Linked DNA regions of Homo sapiens: regions 2 and 3 are each linked to region 1. A link is a contact called in ENCODE Hi-C or POLR2A ChIA-PET data. All regions are on one chromosome and are shown on one strand. Each heading gives the region's core, a stretch centred on a gene start or an enhancer-like site at or near the end of the contact. The rest is flanking DNA. Distances are from core to core; before and after follow the strand shown. Region 1 holds the start of ACBD6 (acyl-CoA binding domain containing 6). Region 2 holds the start of RNASEL (ribonuclease L). Region 3 holds the start of NPL (N-acetylneuraminate pyruvate lyase).

What was found. Hi-C counts contacts between places; a loop is a spot of excess contacts on that map. ChIA-PET counts read pairs that join two places held with the same protein, here RNA polymerase II (POLR2A). Pooled maps may share reads with other maps.
Region 2: a pooled map shows a loop between it and region 1 (31-fold over the local background). The contact joins the promoter of RNASEL here to the promoter of ACBD6 in region 1. A Hi-C loop is called at or near these places in 7 of 50 pooled maps.
Region 3: a loop to region 1 is called in a map of CD8-positive, alpha-beta T cell, with 18 times the contacts of the local background. The contact joins the promoter of NPL here to the promoter of ACBD6 in region 1. A Hi-C loop is called at or near these places in 1 of 168 maps with a recorded cell type or tissue (CD8-positive, alpha-beta T cell) and 9 of 50 pooled maps. POLR2A ChIA-PET finds 5 or more read pairs at or near these places in 1 of 52 experiments (activated CD4-positive, alpha-beta T cell).

What each region holds. Positions count from the first base shown.
Region 1 is chr1:180,501,152-180,503,858 of GRCh38, forward strand. ACBD6 (acyl-CoA binding domain containing 6) reads right to left here and starts at 1,426. Exons shown (of 8, transcript NM_032360.4): 1 at 894-1,426. The coding sequence starts at 1,115. RefSeq lists enhancers at 1-348, 349-864, 972-1,472, 994-1,183 and a silencer at 1,394-1,493.
Region 2 is chr1:182,587,698-182,590,758 of GRCh38, forward strand. RNASEL (ribonuclease L) reads right to left here and starts at 1,559. Exons shown (of 7, transcript NM_021133.4): 1 at 1,470-1,559. RefSeq lists an enhancer at 1,275-1,434.
Region 3 is chr1:182,788,406-182,791,449 of GRCh38, forward strand. It overlaps NPL (N-acetylneuraminate pyruvate lyase), which reads left to right and starts at 1,368. Exons shown (of 13, transcript NM_030769.3): 1 at 1,368-1,400. RefSeq lists an enhancer at 1,021-1,521.

The DNA.
Region 1 (2,707 bases), core at 176-2,675:
CTCTATGGCCTTCAGTTTCCTTTACTGTAAAAGAAGGGCATTATTTCCTCTGGTGTTCATAGCTCTAAAATTTTTAGATTGTATCAAACAGAAAGGAAGACATACTCAACGAAAACATAAATCAAAGATATTTAGGATTTTATAAAAATCACAATAAAAGTTGTAATACTGCATTTTGCATTGCATCACATTATTATTATTATTATTATTTGAGGTGGAGTTTCTTCGCTCTTGTTGCCCAGGCTGGAGTGCAATGGCGCACAATCTTCGCTCACCGCAACCTCCGCCTCCTCAGCCTCCCGAGTAGCTGGGATTACAGGCATGCGCCACCACGCTCGGCTAACTTAGTAGAGACGGGGTTTCTCCATGTTGGTCAGGCTGGTCTCCAACTCCCGACCTCAGGTGATCCTCCCGCCTCGGCCTCCCAAAGTGCTGGGATTACAGCCGTGAGCAACCACGCCCAGCCCTGCATCACATTATTACAATCCTATTATCTTTTTGGATCTCTATATAGTTTTATTAACTTTACCGTATTTACTTCCATGTGGCCCTCTGGGAAAGAGTAAATGAATGATATATCTTATTTTATCCTCATTTTGTAAAGGTTCTTGGGCTGGTAAAATGCAAGATCACTGAATAAGTCAGAGAAAAAAACACAAAAACAATGTCCAGTGTCCAGCTAAATAAACATCACTCCTAAGAAAGCAAACATCTTTTCCACGTTCAGGATGATGCTCATCCCCAGCAGATGGTCAAAAAAAAAAAAACAAAACAAAATACACATACACAAGCTTCATTACACCTAGCTATTAACCATACATGCTTGCTATCAGTTGTTGAGGAAGAAGGCTCCGTGTCTTTCTCCCCCATCCACCCTCTCCCTGCTACTTTACCTGTTTGTACCTGGCATACAGGTACAAGAGCTGCTCCCTGCTGGCCACCTGAATCAGGCCTTGCAGGTGCGCGGCAGCCTTCTCAAACAGCTCGGCCAGGCAACTGGTCTCCTCGATCTCAGGGCTATGGGGGAACTCCACCTCCCCGGAGTCGTCCCCTGAGCTCAGCTCTCCACCGCTGTCGCCGGTGATGGCCCCCGCGGGCAGGAATGATGAAGCCATGTCTCCTTGCTCGCTCCGTCCCTCTGTGTCCGGTCTGTCCTCCTTGGATTGGGTGTAAGGCCGGCTTGGAGGCCTGGCCCACCAGTCTGGGTCGCGAGCCTGAGCTCCAGTCGGACCCAAGCTCAGTCGCGGCGCGCTCCCTCACGTGACCCTGCTCCCTGCCCACTTCTACTCCCTGGGCGTGCAGAGCAGGCTCCTCGACCCTCTGCCGCTCTGCCCAGTCGACCCGGTCTCCTCCGGCTTCCCTCCGGCCAACAGCGCGCTCAGGCTCGCCTCAGGCCCCTCCAACGGAACAGGAGTCGAGGGGCAGTGAGGCCGGGATGCGTGCGAGCGCGGGGCGCGGCTGGCGCTGGGCCGTGGGGGCGGGGCGGCGTGCGTGCCAGCGGCGTGCGATTCTGTGAGGCCTGCTCTGCGCCGGCGGGGAAGCGCGGGCGACGCTACGCTGGACGTCCTTCCCTGCCGGAGGAGAGAAAGTGCCGTCAGCTGTAGGGGCGTCTTTTAATCGTTTCGCTGAAATTAGCAGTCCCGAGCTCCGGAGCCCGCCACCGGGATGGGCCCCCGGGGGTGGGGGAAGGAGGCCGTTTGTGTGGTAGTGTAGCGGTGAGAGCGGAGTCGCGGGAAACGCGAGGCTGAGGACTAAGGTTCCGCCTGCCCCAGATTGTGCGCCCCAAGCGCCTCCAAACAGCCCTGCGCGCGGATCTGTTGCGTGCGCGTTGGGCTCTGTGTTGAATAATGAAAAACTGCGAGATGGGGCTGTCCCGTCTTACTGTGTGACTGATGAGTGGAATCACTGCTCTGCGTGTTTCGCTCTCCACACCTTCGGAGCCCGCACCTCTCCGGGCCCTGAATAATAGGGTTTGGGGAGTTCGGGGCGCGCCTTAGCCCAGTTCTCATCCCGAGCTCTGTCTTTGACACTGTGCTTTGTAGACACTGTACAGTGAAACCAGAAGTACGGCACAGTTCGGCCCTAGAGGAATGCACAAAACTATTTTTTTAACTGTAACATTATGAGTGGTTATGTCCTAAATGTTAAACACAACGACGCACTATATATTCATTTAGTATTCAAAACAATGTAATAAGCACTATAAGAAGGGTACAAAGAAAGTGTTGTAAACAGTGGTTATTGACTGGGGTTAGGCTTGCGACGGGTGGACGGACGGCTGGACAGGATGAGGAAGCAATGAGAGAACACAGGAAGGTGAGAAAGCTTGCATCAGGATTCAACAGACATTCCTTAAGTCTCCAGAAAGTTCCACTGTTAGTCCCTGCTGTCAAGGTGCTCGCAATCCAGTCAAAGGGATGTTTAATGACCAAATTCTTGCAATTAAAAAGTGATTAAGAATAATGTATTGAGGACTTGATCATTACAACATAAGGTAGGTACTCTTATTTTACTACACATAGGAAATCAGCACAGAGTGGTTAAGTAACTTGTCAAAGGCTACACAGCTAGCAAATGGAGGAGCAAGGAAAAAGAAGTTAGCTTTCATGTGGGGTAATAATGGATGATGAACCCGACAAGTAGACTGAAGGAGATATAACATGGACTTTTATATCTTTGTTTCTAGAATTTTTATTAAAGTGAGAAT
Region 2 (3,061 bases), core at 309-2,808, 2.1 Mb after region 1:
AATATATTTCTTGGCTTTTTTTCCCTTTGCATTTCTTATGTCACCAGGAAGGTTGATCACTGTGTTTGCTGACTCTGTGCATGTCCTCTTTGTACAACCCTGTGCCCCTATTTAAAGTACAGACAATATCTGACTTATGTTTTTTGACTTTGATTTATGATTTTTTGACTTTGCAGTGGTGGAAAAGCAATAAACATTCAGTAGAAACCACACTTCAAGTACACATACAACCATTCTGTTTTTTATTTCAGCATAGCATTCGATAAATACATGAGACATTTAACACTTTATTATAAAATAAGCTTTGAGCTAGATGATTTTGCCCAACTGTAGCCTAATGTAAGTGTTCTGAGCACATTTAAGGTAAGCTAGGATAAGCTATGACGTTCAGTAGATTAGGTGTATTAAATGTGCTTTTGACCTACAATATTTTCAATTTAGGATGGGTTTATCTGTATGTAACCCCATCATAAGTCAAGGAGTATCTGCAGTAGTGAAAAGAGCTTGTACTCTGACCTTAGGGAGATCTAAGTTTGAGCTTGTGGCTGTGTAATTTTTTACTATTACTTCCTGTAACCTTGGATTGTTGAATCTCAATTTTCTATTTCCTGAAATGGAGACAAAAATAAATACAGTCATGTGTGTAAAGTACATTAAAGTATGGAGTGTTGCAAATATTAGCCACTCAATGAATGTTAGAGCTAATTATATCCCGTTATGAAAAAATAAATTGCTTAGTGAATTCTATTCTCCCTACACATGTGCATATAGCTACTACACGAATAGGCAACTGGCAGCTATCAATTTCGTCCAACTGTCAATCAGATCTGAGAATTACAGATCCAGTTCAATCATCAGACAGCCCGAAACTGTTACCTGAATATTTAAATAACTGCATCTGCTATAGAATTCACGAAGCAACCCTTTTTCAGCAATCTCACCACTCTGACAGTTTCAAAGCCTCAGAGGTTAATTGATTAGCCTCTTAGAAGTTTAATTAATTGTGCAACACATACACGATCACCAGGCAATGAAATCTTTGAACCAAAGTGTTTGTGTAGACCGTCCCCATTACAATCAGATGTGAGGTGGGCTGGTATAAACAAAGGAGCCGGGAAGGAGAGGAAATATCAAGGAAGCCCTGAGTGACGCATCAGAGTAGAGAAGAGACGAGCCTGCGGAAGTACTCCAACAGACAATCCTGCTTTCAATTTCACTTTCTCTGTGCGACCTGAGTAAGTCGCAAAGAGATGCCTGAGAAACTGAGGACATGGATAAATGACGTGTGGACTCTGACAGAACTCTGGAAGGGCACTGGAGGAAGATCCTTCCGGGCAGCCAAGGGCTGGGAGCTCCCCTCCCACTTCCCAAGTCCTCCAGCCCCTGGCCTCTCCAGTCTCCAAAGCCCAAGAATTCTTCAGGATCGACTTATCGAGGTTTTCTAGCTTTCCTCCTTCTGCCTGCCTTACCTGCTCAACTCAGACGTCTCAATTATTCCTTTGGCAGCCGCAAAGCCTGGAAGACTGCTTGCAGCCCGAGCAGTTTCCTCCTGCTGCGTCACTGAGTCAGCAGGGCGGAGCCAAGAAAGGAGTGAGGAGTGTGGGAGGGAAAGCAGCCACAGGCTCACTCTGGCACCAGGAGCAAAGCTTCTACTTGCACACCTTCTGGAGGAAAGCAATAGCCACTTTCTGTCTGCTGATGAGGAATGTGATGCCCGGGGTCATGTCACTCACCTCTCAGTCTTGCAGCCTTTCAGGTGGCAGCAGCCAACTGCATCCATCACTCTTGCATCCTTTCTTTGTCATTGCAAATTCTGGTCTTCTTGGAAGAAAGGAATGGAAAGTAAACACATATTGAGCACCTATTGTGTTCCAGACACAATGCTTTACATGCAGCATGGTCCCAGTTAACCCCTGACAATCTTGTTGATTATGAAACGCAGGCTCATAGAAGCTAAGTAAGCCCAAAGCCCAAGCCCTGTCACCTTTCTCAGCTCACTCAACTCACAGCTCTGAGGCAGTGCGGCCTTCTCAGAAGGGTACCGGACTGGCAGTCTGGAGACCTGATCCTACAGCCAGCTCTGTGGCTGCTTAGCTGAGTGACCTCAGGCATGTGATTTAACCATGTAGGGCCTCAGTTCTCTCCTATAACTTGGTTTTGAAGGTTCCTTTCTGCTCTACAAGTTCTGTTCTTGACTATCTTCCTAGCAATGAGCTGTGTACTGTGTACTTAGTGCTGTAGTGGAAAGTATTTCCATCCCCAAAGAATACCCAGTCTTGCTGGGGAGACAAAGCCCTGGGACTTGTGAACAACAAGTAGTGCATGGTCACTTGACGACCACCTGTGTCACACCATCCAGACCCGGGGCCTCTACCACCCCTTATACACCAGGGATTCCCAGGCCTCGCTCTCTAACCCCAGCCTCTCTGCTGAGCTTTAGACCTACAAATCTTGAATATGTGTCAAATGGAAATACTCATCTTTTCCTAAATCTGCCCCTCCTCCCACTTATTCCATCTCCACAGATGGCACCATCACCCGGAGGCCACCCCTCATCCTCATCCCAACACCAAGTCTCTTGCTTTCATCTACAAAGGGATGACCATTCGAGTCCTTGTCATCATTTATAGCAAGAAATTGATGACTTGCTTCCTAGCCCTTCATCCATTGTTCCACCCTGCATCATTGACCCACCATCATTTTCAGGACAAAGTTCAAAAATCCTTAACCCATTATTCATTTAATTAATACTTGTTGGACAGGCGTGGTGGCTCACACCTGTAATCCCAGCACTTTGGGAGGCCAAGGCAGGCAGATCACCTGAGTTCAGGAGTTCAAGACCAGCCTGGCCAACATGGTGAAACCGCGTCTCTACTAAAAATACAAAAAGTAGCCAGGTGTGGTGTTGTGCACCTGTAATCCCAGCTACTCGGGAGGCTGAGGCAGGAGAATTGCTCGAACCCGGGAGGTGGAGGTTGAAGTGAGCCAACATAGTACCACTACACTCCAGCCTGGATGACAGAGCAAGACTCCGTCTCAAAAAAAAAAAAAAAACTTATTG
Region 3 (3,044 bases), core at 118-2,617, 2.3 Mb after region 1:
ACATACTTAATTTTGCACTTATTAAACTGTGACTTTCCAAAAAAAAAAAAAACTTTCATTGTACCATTAGGATATAATATTCTTGTTAATATTACAAAAACCAAACCAAAACAAAAACCATGCTGCAGCCTTAGGAGAACTTGCTTCATGTAACTAAGGGTTTTTCTTTTTCTTTTCTTTTTGTATTTTTTTTTCCTGTAGGATAACATAGTGTTAAAAGCACAAGCTTCTGGACTACTTGAAATCAAACCACAGCTTAACCAGCTCTATGGCTTTTGGCAAATTACTTCAACTCTTTAAACCTGTTTCTGATCTGTAAAATGGAATGATCCTTGCTCATCTGTAATATATACATTTATAAAACAGGACCCACCAATGGGATTATTTTATGAATTAAATGTTAAAACAGCTAGAACGGTGCAGGCTGAGTAAGCACTGAACACAGTACTTATTAGCTATTATCTCTGGTGCTCTGTGCAACGAAAGAACTATTAGAATACATTTAAAAGCACTTTGCAAACTAGAAAGCCCTTTGAACAATTTAGTTTCTCTAAATGTAATAATAAGCATCAGCCATCGCCTTTTATGGAAAATTGAGGTGGAATCACATCAGCAAGAGAAAACTGAGGACTTGTCTCTGGCTCTGTTCCTGATTTATTCACACAGTACATGATCCTAGAATAAGACTCCTGATACTCCTGAAAGTAGAGGCGGTTGGGTTAAAAATAATTTTCCCTTTCAAAACTCTTTCAAATGTTCTCCAAAAGAAGCCAGGAAAGCTCCCGTATGAGTAGATAATTCACTTTAAAATTCGCTCATCTCTCTTTAACACGAGAGTCTGCAGGGCTGGTGCAGCGGCGTCAACCCGAAGAGACCTGAACGCCGATGGGCAGTTGGGATTCTCCGTACGCCTCGGAAACAGCAGCCCAAACCTCACAACGCAGAACCACGAGATAGTGGGGATTGCAGAGCCCTGCGCAAGAGAAGGAAAATTAAGACGCAGCGGAGCCCAGGAGGTGCCCGCACGCGGGAAGGACTGGCGTGCAGACGAGGCAGGGGGAGGTTTGCACTCGGCGTGGCGCGGGTGAGCCGCGTGCTCTCGGGCACCCGGCCGCCAGTTCGGATGCTTCCGATCCTCGGGGAGCCGGGGCGCTGCGCCGGAGTCACTTCAGCCCATGTTGTTCAGGTGACACCCGGGGAAGAGCAGACTCCAGTGTGCAAAACGTTTCGGGGTTTCCGGGCCAGCGGTTCCGGGCGCGCCTCGCGGGCGGCGGCGCAGAACTACAACCCCCAGGCTCCCTGGCGTGGCGGCACGTGGGCCCGAGCCGGGCGGCCGCGGATATAAAGCGCGGCGGCGGCTGCCGGGCGGAGCGGCTGCACGGACAAGAGCGGAGGCCTGGGTGAGCGCGGCCCGCGACGGCACGGGCTAGGACAGACGGACGCAGACGGCCCGACGACCTGGGCGTTCGGGCGGAGGGGCGCTGGGGCCTGACTCGCGGGTGGGTGAGACGTTGACGGACCCGGAGGAAAGAGGGAAGGCAGATACGCTGGGAAACGGATCTGGGGAAGGTGTGAATGCGAAAAGTGTAGGGACAGACGGGGGCAGAAGAACTTACTCCCCCGGATTGTTTGCAGACAGCATATCTGCCGGGTCTCCAAAGGTCCTTTCCTCAAAATAGAGTTAGCAATTGAGCAGAAGAGAGCTTAAAGTTAAACCTGATACATCCCCCCTTCACTTGAGGAGAAATTGGTGGTTTTCTGCTTTTTTAAAAATCCCTATTTGTATCTCCTCTTCTCCGAGTACCTGTCCCTCAAGATATTCTCTGCCCAGAGGTACATTCTGCCCTCACTTTCTGTCTCTTAAAAAAACAACTTTGCCATTTAAAAAAGAATTTGACTTAGGCAGCTTTAATTCTTTGCACTGAGTGTTCTTATCTGTGGATGGAGGTATAAGATTTCAAGAGTAATACCCCCTCCCAATGTTTCAGTAATAATCTAAATTCACATTAAGCCTTAGGCTGGAGAACATTTGAGCTATTCGCTTTAGCTACGAGCTCTGAAAACTTCAAAGCATAACATTCCCAAGTTTATCTAAAACTTGAATCTTAAAAATAATGATAATTATCTGTTATGCTTCAAAGCATAACATTCCCAAGTTTATTAAAAACTTGAATCTTAAAAATACTGATCATTCTCTGTTAAAGTCTTTTGTTGTTGTTGTTGTTGTTGTTGTTGTTGTTGTTGTTGTTGTTTTTGAGACGGAGTCTCGCTCTTGTCGCCCAGGCCGGACTGCAGTGGCGCTATCTCGGCTCACTGCAAGCTCCACCTCCCAGGTTCACGCCATTCTCCTGCCTCAGCCTCCCGAGTAGCTGGGACTACAGGCTCCCGCCACCACGCCCGGCTAATTTTGTATTTTTAGTAGAGACGGGGTTTGGCCATGTTGGCCAGGCTGGTCTCGAACTCCTGACCTCAGGTGATCCGCCCACCTCGGCCTCCCAAAGTGCTGGGATTACAGGCTTGAGCCACCGCGCCCGGCCAAAGTCGTTTTTATCCCATTTCTTCCTGTAGGCGTTTCAAAGTTTGCAAAGGCAGCAAACTTTTACGTAGTGTAGTTATCTGTGCAAAGAAATTTTCCAAGCTGCCATTGCCCCCAGATGGCAGACAGTCTAGGAGAGGAGCCAAAACCACCCTGCTTAATAACTCTGATGTAAGGTTTTTAATGAAAAGCCACTGTTTGGGGGAATTCTGAGGTTTAAGAAATTATTTTCGGCTGGGGTATCAGGAAATCCCCTGGTTTTTAAAATGAGAGGTTTTTTGGTTTTTGTTTGTTTTTGTTTTTAAGCTATACCTGCTGGAATGGATAAAGTGAGCTTTAAAAGTTGATCAGACCGAAGAGATTGAAGTGAGAGAACCACAGGAACAAAGGCAAGCAGACAGACAGTGAAAGGTAGATAGGAGGAACAGCAAACAGTTTGTTCAGCTGGGCAAGTATAGTGCAGGCACGAAGATTTCAATAGAGACCCAGACCCCAGGGAGCTGGTTCT